Regions from separate parts of the Homo sapiens genome. Here region 2 is linked to region 1. A link is an interaction called in ENCODE POLR2A ChIA-PET data of the cell type or tissue named here. Cell type or tissue: A673. All regions are shown on one strand.

Region 1 (8,000 bases):
ACCTGGCTAATTTTTGTATTTTTAGTAGAGACAGGGTTTCACCATGTTGGCCAGGCTGGTCTCAAACTCCTGACCTCAAGTGATCTACCCACCTCAGCTTCCCAAAGTGTTGCGATTACAGGCATGAGCCACCACGCCCGGCCCAACACACTCTTTTTGTGACCTAATCTCAGAAGTAACCTTCCATCCCCATCACTTCTACTATATTCTGTTTATTAAAAATCAAGCTCACACTCAAGGGGAAGGGATGACACAAGGGCATGAATACCAGGAGGCCGGGACCACTTTCTTAGAGGCTGCTTACCACATCTACTTTTGACCCTAAACATCTATCAACCATTGTCTACCACATTCTTCCGTATCTTTGGGATACTCAGGTTACTTAATTCATTAACCACTACCGCACCACCACAACCTTTACTTCCCAAGTTATTCAGCTTAGATGGCATGATCTGTCATTTTAGTAACTTTCTCACTAGTATCTTACCTGGCCTCTCTATCTTTTCATAATGCCTTATTCGAGATAAACACACTATCTACTTTCTCTTGGCAGGCATCCAGGCAGCTAAGCCATGCTGGATGAAGTTGCAAAACAGGCCAGGTTGGCATCACTATCCCTTAATGATTTCCTGTTCCACCGGAGCCTTCAACACTGTCTGGCAGTCATGTTATACTGCTCTAAATAAGCTTGCTTTCTACTCTTCGCCCTTTTAAACCTTTTTCCTTCCTTCTCACTCCCAATTTCAGTTTTGCACCCCACTTCCCAAAACTAAAAGCCAATGGTATGAGTTCCCTTGTGCTTCTACCACAAACACCTGCTTATAATTGCTAACTAACATCCCCTCATCTTTTCCACCTTTCGAAATAGTAGTGTGCTCTGAATGCCATCCCCTGTCACTTTCTCTCTACTGAATCCTTCATATTAGTATTAAAAAGTAAAATCCCCTGACAGCATTTCTGACTACCAGCTGCTCTCCTATATTTCTCCTCCTCTTCTTCACTGTCAATCTTTAAAGAATTGCCTGGACTATTTCCATTCCCTTACATCCTATTCTTTCTTCAACTCAATACATCTGCTTTCCCTCCCATCACTCTAATGAAATGGTTCTCACTAAGGTTATTAATGGCCTCCATATCACTAAAGCCAGGAGACATTTTTCAGCCTTCATATTACCAGACCTCTTGGTGGCATTTATAGCATACTTTTCCATTGGCTTCTGTGATTCCGTATTTTTTATTTTTTTCTTCTGTGTCTTTGTAGTGGCATTATTGATATTTATGGTTTTCCAACATCTTTTAGGTGCATTTCTATATTGTGTTCATTTCCTTGATTATGAATCCCACCCCTTACCTGCCCAAGTCAAAGACCAGGACCTATATTGCCAGCCCCTCTCACAATCAAGTTTAACCACGTGATCTAGGGTCCTCTACTCAGTTGCATCCACATGAGACTTGGACTTAGAAAAAAATGATGCAAAGAAGGAAACAAGTCAAATTCATTTAGCTTGCATAGGGTATTATGAGGGTTAAATTTTATAATATGCATAGAGTAATTAGAACAGTGCCTGGGACAACACAAGCACTGTATCTGCATTACCTGTTATTATTCATACAGGAACAGTGATAGTGCTGACGGCTTTTGGGGATAGCAAGAAACATCCTCAGTAATCACAAAAACCAAGGTTAAGTTTCATTACCCTGACATATAAGTTTCAAATAATCAAAAAAAAAAAATTTAAAGGAGCCCTATTACCACCCTATGTAAGCCAACGATTGTCATCAAACATAAGACACTCAAAGACATCTAAGGACCTGCTACCATGGCTGTATGCCAGGTAAGATGATGGATAGATCAACAAATAAGGAAACAGATCAAGGTGTGTTAAACATAATCTATAGGAGGTTGGAAGATTCAGTGTGATTTCAATAGTGGTGTCAAATGCTTAATCTACATCTCCAGGTGTGGGCAGCTGCAGAAGGACATGGTCAACCTTCATACATGGAATTTATTTTTTCAGAAATTAAAAGAGGATCAGGGGAAAAAATGTCTTGGTCTAGAGGGCAAAAGTTGACTCAATTAACCTGAAACAGGGACTGCCTTTCCCTAATTCTCATCAATGTTTGGGATTAGCTATGACTGTAAATTGTATAAAATGAGAAAAGTTTTTTTTAATGGATTACTGCTTTGCAAGACTGCATACCTGAATAATATGGGATAATATGTGTAATTTCATATAATCAACACATCTGAATAATGAGAATAATATATTATCTACTTCACTTGGTTGTAACAAGGAGTGATTAAATAAATTAATAAATATAAAGGAACAAGAGCAATGTCTGGCATACCATTGTTTGCTTGATTTTGTTCATACACTTCATGCTGTGCCATTCCCTTTTACTGTTCTAAAAACAGTATATGCAGCTAAACTGCCTGCAATTCAGGGGCTCTTTGAGGGGAAGGTCACTCACTGCATGAGAGGAGAAGGAAGAAAACCCATGAATTGTAAGAGTTTATCTTGGAAGCTAAAGTCCTCCCAACCCACCTTAATCTTTCCAGGATGTTGTAGCAGAGGTCTCCTAAGAGAAGAGGTGGGCAGAGGCCTTAAGGGTTTCTATTGCATGACAATGCTTAAGGTTATACCTGCCTGCCCCAGACTGGCTTTCCACCCACTACAGTGCCTACCTCAGGTAGTGCCTTTCTCTCCTTCCCCAGGCCAGCAATGCCGACTCCCCCAGAGCCTTGAGGGCAGCAGTTTTTATAACCTCAACCACACAAATGATTGTCCAGCTATAGCCAGAGAGTCCAGGAGAGCAACATAAAGGGATTGCGCTCTCTGCATAACACTGGGCAAGATTCAGAATTTAAAATTTTGAATCCCGCTGAATAACTACTCCTCTTTGTGCTTTTAAGTCACTGGGGAATCGTTGGTGTGTTTGGATAGCTTTGGTTTATTTACACTACACATGTTCTTGTTATCACAGATTTTCTCTTCACCAGCATGGGGTCTGCTTGCCTCTGCGCTTCAAATGCCACTTTGTTTACTCGCTGTGGTCATCCTTTTCTGTAAATACTGTGTCAGCATTAACAGCCTCCTCTATGGCTACCTAGCAGGTCACTTAGTAAACTATCTTTTAGTAACAACTACATAGAATGAATACTCAGGAGCCTTAATTCAATTTACCTGCATAAAGAAACTATTCACTATTACAACACAGTTCTAAAAGTACGCGGTGGCTCACGCCTGTAATCCCAGCACTTTGGGAGGCCAAGGCGAGCGGATCACGAGGCCAGGAGATCGAGACCATCCTGCCTAACACAGTGAAACCCCGTCTCTACTAAAAATACAAAAAAAAACTAGCCGGGCGTGGTGGCGGGCACCTGTAGTCTCAGCTACTCGGGAGGCTGAGGCAGGAGAATGGCGTGAACCCGGGAGGCGGAGCTTGCAGTGAGCTGAGATCGTGCCACTGCATTCCAGCCTGGGCGGCAGAGAGAGACTCCGACTCAAAAAAAAAAAAAAAAAAAAGTACTCTGATAAATCATCTTGATACGAAAGAAAGTGAAGAGGAACATAAAGAAACCAGAGCATCTATAGCTCTTCAAATAGTTCCTCTTTTGAAGAACGTGTAAGTACAGAAATAACAAAAGATAAATACCAGCTGGGCGCGGTGGCTCATGCCTGTAATCCCAGCACTTTGGGAGGCCGAGGTGGGCGGATCATTTGAGGTCAGGAGTTCTAGAATAGCCTGGCCAACATGGTGAAACCCCATCTCTACTAAAAATAAAAAAATTAGCCAGGCGTGGTGGCACGTGCCTGTAGTCCCAGCTACTTGGGAGGCTGAGGCAGGAGAATGGCTCAAACCTAGGAGGCGGAGGTTGCAGTGAGCCAAGATCGCACCACTGCACTCCAGCCTGGCAACACAGTCAGACCCCGTCTCAAAAAAAAAAAAAAAAAAAAAAAGATAAATGACAAATAGCTGTATCAACCTGGGGAACAAATGCCAGAGACTAATTCCTTTAATATTCTGAGAACCTGTGGAAAATGCTATGTAAAGCAGAGGACCACCATTTGGAGTATATGCATACATATAAATGTAACAGACTACAGAAAATATGGAATTCTAAGAATATGGAATTCCTCAATATCCTTTTTGCTCTTACCTACTTTATTAAAGAGAATAATATTTGAACTGTAGTCAACTTTTTACCATCATAAAGAAGAAATTGAAGTCTAAAATATGGAAAAAATATCTTAGGAAACTGTAGCTAAAGTTAGTTCAAGTTTCCAAGCCCCACTGAATTAAAAACTAGAGGAACTAAAATCCTAAACTCAAGAAAATGTTTTCTTGATTTTGTTCAAGAGGGATAAGAAGTGAATTATTTTGAAAAACCACACTTTAACTAAATACTTATTCTGGACAAATTGCTGATAGGTTATTAAACAGATGAGTTGGGAGTATGTATTAATCCTTTCTTGCATTGCTATAAAGAAATACCTGAGACTGGGTAATTTATAAAGAAAGGGGGTTTAATTGGCTAATGGTTCTGTGGGCTTTACAGGAAGCATGGTGTTGGCATCAGCTGGGCTTCTAGTGAAGCCTCAGGGAGCTTTCAAACATGGCAGAAGGTGAAGGGGGGACACAGTCTCACATAGCGAGAATGGGAGCAAGTGAGAGAGAGTAGGGGGAAGGTACCACACACTTTTAAGACCAGATTTCATGAGAACTCACTCACTATCACATAGACAGCACCAAGTGGATGGGGCTAAACTATTCATAAGAAATCCACCCCCATGATTTAAATACCTCCCACCATGCCCACTTCCAACACTGGAAATTATATAAGATTTAGAGGGAACATCCAAACTATATCAGAGTACCTACAAGAAAAGAAGGTTAATTGCTGAGAAGCAGAATAGGTAAATCAAATGGGGAAAGAGAGAGGAGCATAAGGTGGTAGAAGGAGGGAGAGTACAAAAAGTTCTTTGTAATATGGACCAAAAAGATAACTCAAGGAAGTCTTCAACGAAAAGCAGGCAGTACAGGCAGTGGTTACCACGAGGCTTGAGTGAGACTCAGTGCTGTCCCAGTGGTGGTGGTCACAGGGGTGCTTGTGTCACCCCACCTCAGCTCCAGGAAACTGGAGAGAGAACAGAGAGAGAGAGACTCCATTTATTTGGAAGAAAATAAGGGCGAGAACAAGAGTCTTCCTGGTAGTCCAGAGAATTCTTCTGGATCTTATCCAAGACCACCAGGGAGGTACCACAAAATGTCTGCAAGAGACACAGAAATACTGAGCTTGGGGTGCCCCCTAATGCAGATACAGCTACAGTGGCCAAAAAACTTAGATCACAACATCCAAGTCCCTTCAAATACCTGGAGAGCCCTCCTAAGAAGGATGGGTACAAAGAAGCCCAAACTATGAAGATTTCAATAAATACTTAACTATTCAATGCCCATACACTGACAAACATTGAGAAGCATCAAGAACATTCAGGAAAACATGACCTCACCAAACAAACTAAATAACGTACTAGTGACTTGGCCTGGCGTGGTGGCTCACACCTGTAATCCCAGCACTTTGGGAGGCCGAGGTGGGTGGATCATGAGGTCAGGAGTTCAAGACCAGCCTGGCCAAGATGGTGAAACCGTGTCTCTACTAGAAATACAAAAACTTACCTGCGACAGGTGGCAAGCACCCGTAATCCCAGCTACTCGGGAGGCTGAAGAAGGAGAATGGCTTGAACTCAGAAGGCGGAGGTTGCAGTGATCCGAGATCACGCCACTGCATTCCAGCCCAGGTGACAGAGTGAGACTCCATCTCAAATAAATAAATAAATAAAAATAAGGTACTAGTGACCAATCACAGAGACACAGAGATATGTGACCTTACAGAGAGAGAATTCAAAATAGCCGTTTTGAGGAAACCCAATGAAATTCAAGGTAACACAAAGAAGGAATTCAGAATCCTAACAGATAGGATTTAACAAAGAGATTAAAATAATTTAAAAGAATCCAGAAGAAATTCTGGAGTTGAAAATGCAATTGAGGCCAGATGCAGCGGCTCACACCTGTAATCCCAACACTTTGGGAGGCTTAGGCAGGTGAATCACCTGAAGTTAGGAGTTCAAGACCAGCCTGGCCAACATGATGAAACCACATCTCTACCAAAAATACAAAAATTAGTAGAGTGTGATGGCACATGCCTGTATTCCCAGCTACTCAGGAGGCTGAGGCAGGAGAATTGCTTGAACCCGGGACGTGGAGGTTCCAGTGAGCCAAGATCACATGACTGCACTCTAGCCTGGGTAACAGAGATCCTGTCTCAAAAAAAAAAAAAGCGATTGATATACTGAAGAAAGTATCAGAGTCTCATAACAGCAGAATTGATCAAACAAAAGAAAGACATAATGAGCTCGAAGATAGACTATTAGAAAATATACAGAGGATACAAAATAAATAAATAAAAAAGAAAAAGAATGAAGCATACCTAAAAGATCAAAAACATAGCCTCAAAAGGGCAAATCTAAGAGTTATTGGCCTTTAAAAGGAGATTGAGACAGATAGGAGTAGAAAGTTTATTCAAAGGCATAATATCAGAGAAAGACATCAACATTCAAGTACAAGAAGGTTACTGAACACTAAGCAGATTTAACCCAAAGAAGACTACCTCAAAGCATTTAATAAACTACCAAAGATCAAGGATAAAGAAAGGATCCTAAAAGCCGCAAGAGAAAAGAAACAAATAACCACACAATGGAGTACCAATATGTCTGGCAGAAGACTTTTCAGTGGAAACGTTACAGGCCAGAAGAAGGCGGCATGACATATTTAAAGTGATGAAGGACTATAATCTCAGCATTTTGGGAGGCTGAGGCAGGTGTATCGCCTGATGTCAGGAGTTCAAGACCAGCCTGGCCAACTTGGTGAAACCCCATCTCTACTAAAAATATAAAAAAATCAGCCAGGAGTGGTAGCATATGCCTGTAGTCCCAGCTACTTGGGAGGCTGAGGCAGGAGAATCTCTTGAACCAGGGAGGCAGAGGTTGCAGTGAGCTGAGATTGTGCCATGCACTTCAGCCTAGGAAACAGAGTGAGATTCTGTCTCAAAAAAAATTTTTTAATAAAATAAATAAATAAAGTGATGAAGGAAAAACTTTTATCCTAGAATAGTATATCTAGAGAAAATACCCTTCCCACATGAAAAAGAAATAAAGACTTTCCCAAACAGAAGCTGAGGGATCTCATAAACACCAGACCTGTCCTACAAGAAATACTAACAGAGTTCTTTAATCTGAAAGAAAGGAATGTTAATAAGCAAGAAGACATCACTGAAGGTACAAAACTCACTGGTAATACTAAATACACAGAATATTATAACACTGTAATTGTGGTGTGTAAAGTACTCAGATCTCAAGTAGAAAGACTAAAAGATGAACTGATCAAAAATAATAATTATATCAAATTTTCAAGACAGTACAATAAGATATAAATGGAAACAAAAAGTTAAAAAGCAGGGGGATGAATTTATATATTTATTTATTTATTTATGTTGAGATGGAGTCTTGCTTTGTCGCTGAGGCTGGAGTTCAGTGGCACGATCTCGGCTCACTGCAACCTCCGCCTCCTGGGTTCAAAGGCTCCTCCCACCTCCATCTTCCAAGTAGCTGGGATTACAAGCATTTGCATAACACCCAGCTAATATTTGTATTTTTTTAGTAGAGGCAGGGTTTCACCACGTTGACTGGGCTGGTCTCAAACTACTGACCTTAAGTGATCCACCCACCTCAGCCTCCCAAAGTGCTGGGATTACAGACATGAGCCACCACGCCCAGCCAAAGCAGGGGGATGAATTTAAACTGTAGAGTATTTATTAGCTGTCTCTTTGCTCATTAGTTTGTTTATGCAATCATCGTTAAGTTGTCATCAGCTTAAAAATGGGTTTTTAAATATCATTTGTAATACTTGGGGTAACCTCAAATCAAAAAACATACAACAGA
Region 2 (8,000 bases), 550 kb before region 1:
CATCTTCAGAATTCCTGCTTGATTCTTTTTAATTATTTCAGTGTCTGTTAAATTTATCTGATAGTAGTTTGAATTCCTTCTCTGTTTTGTCTTGAACTTCATTTAGTTTCCTCAAAGTAGCTATTTTGAATTCTCTGCCTGAAAGGTCACATATCTTTGTGTCTCAGTGATTTACTCCTGGTGCCTTCTTTAGTTCGTTCACTGAGGTCATATTTTCATGGATGGTTGTCATGCTTGTGGATGGTGCATTGGTATTTGGCCATTGAAGAGTTAGGTATTTATTGTAGTCTTCACAGTTTGGGCTTCTTTGTGCCTATCCTTCTTGGGAAGGCTTTCCAGGTATTTGAAGGGACTTGGGCATTGTGATCTAAGTTTTCGGTTGCTCTAACTGTATTTGCATTACGGGGCACCCCATGTCCAGTAATACTGTGGGTCTTGCAGACTCATAGAAGTACTATCTTGGTTATCTTAGAGAAGATCCAGAAGAATTATCTGGATTGTCAGGTAAAGACTCTTGTTCTCTTCCCTTACTTTCTCCCAGACAAATGGAGTCTGTGTGCTAAACTGCCTAGAGCTGGAGGTGGAGTGACACAAAAACTCCTGTGGGCCACCACTACTGGGACTGCACTGGGTCAGACCTGAAGCTAGCACAGTACTGGGTCTTGCCCATGACCTACAATAACTACTGCCTGGCTACCACCTATGTTTGCTCAAGGCCCTAGCGTTCTATAATCAGCAGGTGGCAAAGGCAGCCAGACTTGTATCCTTCCCTTCAGGGTTATGGGTTCCTCCTGGTCCTGGGTGGGTCCTAAGATGCCATCCAGGAGCCAGGTCCTGGAGTCAGAAACCTTAGGAATCTACTTGGTACATTATTCTACTACAGCTGAGCTGGCACCCAGGCTGCAATACAAAGTCCCTGCCACTCTTCCTTCTCCTTTCCACAAGCAGAGGAGTCTTCTCCCTTGGCTACCACCACCCCAGGCTTGTGGCAAGTACTGCTTGGCTATTGCCAGTGTTCATTCAGGGTCCAAGGGCTCTTCATTCAGCTTGTGATGAATGCTGCCAAGCCTGGGTCCTTCCTTTCAGGACAGTAGGCTCCCTTCTAGTCCAAGACAGGTACAGAAATGTCTGAGCCAAAACCTGGAACTGGGGACCCCAATAGCCTACTCGGTGCTCTACTCCACTGTGGGTGAGCTGATACCTTGGCTGCAAAACAAAGTCCTCTTTCCTCTTCCCTCTTCTTTTTTCAAGCAGAAGGAGTTCCCCATAGCTACCACAACAGGGAATGTGCTATGTCATGCCTGAAGCCAGCAAGTCTCTGAGTCATACCAAAAGCCCACAGCAAGCACTGCCTGGCTACCACTGTTGATTATTCAGGGCCTAAGGGCTCTTTTGTCAACAGGTGATTTATTTTGTCAGGACTGCATCCTTCCCTTCAAAGCAGTGGGTTCCCTTTTGGCCCAGGGTGTGTCTAGAAATGTCTGGGAGGTAGGGGTTGGGATGGGGGCCTCAAAACTCTGCCTGGCCCCCTATCTTACTGTGGCTGAGCACGTATCCAAATTGCAAGACAAAGTTGTCTTTACTCTTCTGTCTCCTCTTCTCAAGCAGAAGTTTGGAAGGAATCTGTCTTGGAGCTGTGAGCTATGCTGCCTGGGGTTGGGGGACGGGTGATGCAAGCACTCCCTTGGATGCTCTGGCTGGTGACTCACTAGGTCACGTGTCCCCAAAATCAACTGGCTTGAAGTTGAGCAAAGTATGAGGACTTGCTCAGGAATTAGTCCTTGTTGCCTGGACTGCCTTTCAAGTTTATTTATGACCTTAGAGCCCCTTAGCCCTTGGGGACAAGTGTTGCTGGAATCTAAGTTCTGACCACTGGAATGGATGCTTCCCCTCTGACTAGGGCTGTTCTAAGTGTCCCCTCCACAGGCACTGGGCTGAGTTCTGCCCATCTTTCTGCTGTGACAGGGCAGCCCTGAGTTCCAGTGCCAAGTCCCACAGTCACTGTGATCTTTCTCCCCCAAGTGTACAAGTTGTCACTCCCCGTGGCTGCTGTTGGAGGATGGAGGAGAGGTGGCATTGCAATTTAAGACTGTCTTTCCTACCCTCTACAGAGCCACTTTCAGTGATACAAAGTTAAAACCAGGTACTGTGATGCTCATCCAATTTTTGGTTCTTATAAAGGTGAGTTTTTATGTGTAGCTAGTTATTTAATTGGGTGTTCCTGCAGAGAGAATGATTGGTGAAGGCTTCTATTTGGCCATATTGCTTCACCTCCCACTTCTTTCATATCTCCATCTTCAACCCCAAGGCCTTATTTGGGGATCAAAATATAGAAGAATTCTATTTCTTGGTGTTGGTAGACTGAGAGCTGAACATTCACGCAAATACTTGTCAGAGCTGAGTGCTGTAAATAGGAAGCCCTCTGATCGTCTACAACAGGGTTGTCTGATAGAACTCCTATGGTGACAGAAATGTTAATTGCACTGTCCAGTACAGTAGCTACTAGCCCCACTGAGCACTTGAAATGTGGCTAGTGCCTATTTAAACTCTGGATTTTAAATATATTTAATTTTAACTAATTTAGATCCCAGTATCTCCCATATGGCTAATGGCTAACATTTTAAACAGTGCAGCTCTAGAACATACCCCCACTTCTAGAAAACATTAAAGGTTAAAGGCATATAGTGTGTCTGACCCTGCTGTTACTTGGAATGATCTTCATTAATGCCCTTGGCACCTCATATATACAACTGGCTGCTGAACCTCTTGACTTGGAAATCTACCAGGTTTCTCAGACTTTGCACGTGTAATATGGAGCTCGTGACCCCCTGCCTCCCAGTAATTCCAGCATACTCTCTTTCCCCAAATGACACCACCATCTATCTAGCTACTCAAGGCTAAAGCCATTATGTTATCCTTTGTACCTCTCTCCCCCTCAGATTGATCTGCATATACTGTACATTCTACCTCCTAAGTAGATCTCGAATTTTTTTGTTTGTTTCTATTTCTACTGAAATCCTAATCCAAGCTGCTCTCATTTCTTTCCTGGTCTACCAAATAGCTTCTAGGTAATCCCTTGCTTCCACTTCCTCCCCCTTCCATTTATTATCCTCATAGTCCTGAGTGATATTTCTCCATAAAAACCTAACCATGTTGCTGTCTTTTAAATCCTATAGTGACTCCCATTGTCTTAGAACCAGGTCCACAACATTTAAGATGACCTATGACACCCTATCTGATCTTTCACTTACTGCCTCTTCCCACTCCTCCCCCCTCACCTCTCTGTTCTTCTTTCTGTTCATTACATACCTGATCCCTCTAGCCTCAGCTCCCCAACACAGGTACTTCCATCTCCTAGGATGCTCTCTTTCCTTCCCCTCCACCCCTATTCATCCTTCAGATTTCAGCTCAAATGATATCTAGTTTGGAAACCCTTCACTGGCCCTCCTAACTCAATTAGATCCCATTTGATAATTTATTTTGGGTACCTTGTATATGTTCTCTTCTGCTATATTTATCACAGTTGAAATGAAATTTTTGACATAATTTATTCCCTCGCTGAACTGTAAGCCTCATAAGGTCAGAAATACTGTATTCTTGACCCTTATCCCAATTCCTGGCACAGTGCCTTTTTGAATAAAAGAAAGAATGAATGATATTTTCTGACTTCACTCACTGAGGGAGTTTAAGATGAAATAGACTTAGGCAGCAACATGAAGAATATAGATTGAATACCGAAAAAAACTAAAACTGAGAGTTATTGAGTATTGGGGGACTATCTTACTAAGCAGCAGCATAGATACAAATAGGTCTAGTGATGGCAAAATGCTGTTATAATGCTCAGTGCACAAAATACATATACAGGAAAGAATGGGGTAAGGAGGAATTAGTCTTCCTGGTAGCCTGCTGCTTTATGAGAGGAGGGATTGTTGGTTGTGACTCACTGAGGCACAGAGCTGTAGGAAGCTAACAAAAGGCATTTTCACAAAGCACCCAAGCTGGGTGGACGTAGAGGAGTTACTGCTGGAGCACTGTGCTTTTTCTCTGTACAAGTACTCTCCAGGGAGTGAGGATTTCTGTTTAGCATTGAAATATTTTAATCAGAGGAAACATTTTGAAGTGACACCACTTCATGCCAATTCTCAGTTTGATCTCTCCTTTGAAGGAAGGCTCCTTCAGGCTGCTTGTCGATTATTCCTACCCAAAGAAGAGTCTATATCTCAAATAGTTCACCTACTCCCACCCCTGATTTCCATTTCATTGAATAATTTAAATACGTTCTCCTCTCCCAGCCTGGCCTCCGCCTCTTTGCCCCAAGAGTGTCCTGCTGAGCTGATTTATATCCTTTCTGAAGCAGTAAAATTTCTATTTATACACTTAATTGAGGAAACATGCCTCCAGTGAAAACCACCGAGAATCAGTCTGATGGTCATGGCAGGGATTTGATGTTCTGGGGCATCAGAGAGAACCCAAAGACTCTGTGGTGGTGGTAATTCAATGTATTGGCCATGTTGATTAGTTTGATTTTGAAGATAGAGAATTCCAAATTGGGTTTAAGAAATCAACCAATTTAAAAGTATTGTTGATTGTAAATTGATCAACGTGATCCAAACTATGGTTATTTGATTCTATGGAATCCTAACTCACCGCTTGGCAAGACATACATATCTAGTTGGCCTGATTAGAAAACCTTTTCGTTAGGGGTCAGTAGTCCAAGCCCCAACTAAGCCTCTGAGGGAGTATAAAGCAAATTTGAGAAGAGCTGTGGCATTTGGTAATGGCTCATGGCCTTCTATTCCTCCTCCATTTGGATTTCTTTCAACAAATTGAAATCAAGCACTTACTGGACATAAGCCATTTTCTCCAGAAAATGGTACCCTTTCTCGACAGAGCCCACTTAGGCATAGTCAACGTGGCTATTCATTTCTTAACTTACTCATTTAGGAAAAAAATTCTCAGCACCTTATGTAGAAGACACTTTGCACATTACTGAAGGACTCTAAACTGAATAAGACATGATCCCTGCCATGAATGAAGGTGTCTTGCCTGGCCTCCTATCAGAGTACTCATATTATGATGACTGCTTTGGATTAAAGACATAATAAAACCATGAAATGGGAGCTTCTCTCTATGAAGAGCTAAGAGATCTATAAGACAAATGAACTTGCCTTTATAAACATAATAAAATACTGATTGACCTAGTCTTCCCAGGCATTGCTTAGAAGAAAGGCCCAGGCTAGAGATAGAAATTTGGGACCATATAGATGATATTTTGGAGCCATGAGAATATTTGAGACTCAGAGAGAGAGAGAGAGAGAGTATGTGTGTGAGAGTGTGTGTGTGTGTGTATGTGTGCACACACGCATGCAAAGAGAAGAAAAGGCAGCCAAGGAACACCAATATTGAGAAGTTGGATCGAGGGGGAGCTGAGGAGGAGGAAAATCTAGAGGGTGATTTCACAGAAACCAAGAAGAGGGGAGATTTCATGGAGAGGAAGTGGTCCACGGTGGTGATGCTACTCAGGGGTCGAGTAAAATGAGAGTGCTGGCAGTGAGAAAAGAAAGCTGTGAGAGTTCATCCCTGCCCACTAGGGGCTTATGATCCAGATGGAGAGGTGAGATGTGCACAGACCAGTTGAGGACCACTGTAAAGCATTACGTGCGAGTGGCCAGAATGAGGCACAGAGGCCCCTGATGTTCATGGTGGTCAGTGTGAGCTAAGCTTTTGGGAAAGGTTCATTAAAGAGCCAAGGCTTGAATAGCACACTGGAGAATCAACAGTAGGATTTGGCTAGGGTCAGGAGGGAGAAGAAGACTAGCATTGCAGGCTGGGAGAACAGTGCGTGCGCTACCTGAAGTCAGGCATGGGCATTCTGTATCCAGGTCACGAGGCTGCCAAGACAAATGGAAGAAGGGCGGTTAGAGAGGCCACATGGTTCCCATAGAAAGGGATTTGAATGCCATGCTTAGAAATTTAGGAACAGAAACCACTTAACCAAACAGGAGAGCGTTAAATTAACATATTAATCCCACACATCAAATTAGCCTGTTGTGCCAGCTTATTAGTGCTCACCCGGGCCTCTGGGTCTGGAAAAAAGCAATGCGTGTTGTTATGAACGGTGTGTTCCTTGGTGGATTACGACCCATTGGCACCCCCACAGCATTGTCTCCCACTCCTAAGGATCATTAGCAATGCAGGAAACACACTATGCAATTCGCTGGTTACACATTTTCTTCTCTGTGGGAATTGGAAGCCTGAATCTTAACCTCTCTGGTCTAAGAGGTAGAATTCTGAAAATAATTCCATGTTAGTTCAAATATGTTTAGTATGGCGAAAGCATTTTCAAGGGTTCTTTTTAACTTTCCATGACTGAGTCGGCTATCTGACAGATAGAAGGCTTTGAAATAGAACCCATTTTCAGTTATTCCTGGACTGATGAGCGCCAGGACTGGCCAGTGCTTGGCCTTCTGCTGCCTTTGCTCGGCTGCTCAGTTTCTTCTGGAGTAAGACGGGTGTCCTGCTCCAATCATCGGCTGCTATCATGGCATTCTTATACCTTCTCCCTGCTTAATGCAAACTCTCACCTGAGAAACCATAATCTCAGGAACGAGTACTGAGCCAAAGATGAGATCCATAGTGTGAATGTAAATGGTTGAAACTGGCTTTTCTCGGTGGTTTGTGGAGTTTGATTCTTTATCTGTGAGTCTCTGGTCTCTGTTTCTGCAGCACAGATGAATGGTGGTTGCTCTAATCTCAGTCTAGTGCCTAGCAGCTTTCCATAGATGAACTTGGGAAAAATAAATAATCTTAGTATGTATATGTTGAAGATTTGGCTGTGTCTTTCCAATTCTGGGTATCTTTTTCTCCCCTAAATCCAAATTACCCACTGGAGGTGACAAAGCTTGAATTTCCAGTGTTCCTGTTACTGATGGAAAGAAAAATAGCCCCCTTGTTTCTTCCTAAAATAATATGCACATACTCACTGCAATATATTTTTACAATGTGTATTTATATATGTACATATGCTGTGACTATATGTGTGCAACGTGTGTGTGTGCATGCCTATGTACTGATTTTTAAAGATCTAAGGCAGAGATGTGCAGGACTTCCAAAATAAAATTCTTCTAAAGTATCTCACATTCCTTCCAAGACCTAGAAATAAACTCTGCTTTAAAAAGCCTTTCGAGCAGCTGCTGGCCTTGTTAGAGATAAGCTGGGTTGGTATCAATATACTTGTGATTACTGACATGTATTGAAACACAATTTAAGTTGGATCTTGCTTTTTCTTCTGGTGTCAAACTTGTAGTTTACCTAATAGGCTGGAGTAATTGCTGGAACAGACACTGACTGTCTGCGGAAGGGTGGGAAGCAAGGGTATAATATAAAAGGTGAAGTTCATCCATCAAACTGACTGCAGCTATTAACAGTGATGTTAAGATAGTTTTTTTGTTTTGTTTTGTTTTGTTTTGAGACAGAGTCTCACTAGCCTGGAGTGCAGTGGTGCAATCTAGGCTCACTGCAACCTCCACCTCCCAGGTTCAAGTGAAGCTTCTGCTTCAGCCTCTCGAGTAGTTGGGACTACAGGTGCATGCCACCAAGCCCAGCTATTTTTTTTTTTTTTGTATTTTTAGTAGAGACAGGGTTTCACCATGTTAGCCAGGATGGTCTCGATCTCCTGACCTCATGACCTGCCCACTTCGGCCTCCCAAAGTGCTGGGATTACAGGCCTGAGTCACTGCGCCCAGCCTAAAATAGTTTTATTGAGAGGGAATATGTTCTTGACATATTAGTTTTAAATGATCACCAAAGAATGATAGATTTAATAAAACCTTATTTTATTTAAAAATACACATACACAGAAAAGTATGTGAAAGGTTATATACTAAAATAATTGTGGTGGTTAACTCTTACTGGTGGTATTATTTGTGATACATAGTCTCTTATTTTTGCTTATTTATATTTTCAACTTTTGCTACAGTAAATGTATACTGTTGTCTAAC

The links. Peaks named below come from ENCODE experiments on the same cell type or tissue, not always from the same donor. Only the 100,000 strongest peaks of a DNase experiment are listed, where the experiment ranks them.
Region 2: POLR2A ChIA-PET joins it to region 1 with 18 read pairs; 7 of 35 experiments call an interaction of 5 or more read pairs at or near these places.

What each region holds. Positions count from the first base shown.
Region 1 is chr1:211,145,544-211,153,543 of GRCh38, forward strand. No RefSeq gene overlaps it. Among named protein-coding and RNA genes, the nearest start is that of KCNH1, 15 kb to the left of the region's middle. In A673, no CTCF peak of the experiment used is centred here; no DNase peak of the experiment used is centred here; H3K27me3 peaks cover 1,845 bases.
Region 2 is chr1:210,596,639-210,604,638 of GRCh38, forward strand. The region is part of intron 10 of HHAT (hedgehog acyltransferase); the gene reads left to right. Among named protein-coding and RNA genes, the nearest start is that of HHAT, 270 kb to the left of the region's middle. RefSeq lists enhancers at 542-1,403, 1,404-2,264. In A673, no CTCF peak of the experiment used is centred here; DNase peaks (open chromatin) are centred at 1,333, 1,683 and 4,023; H3K27me3 peaks cover 2,426 bases.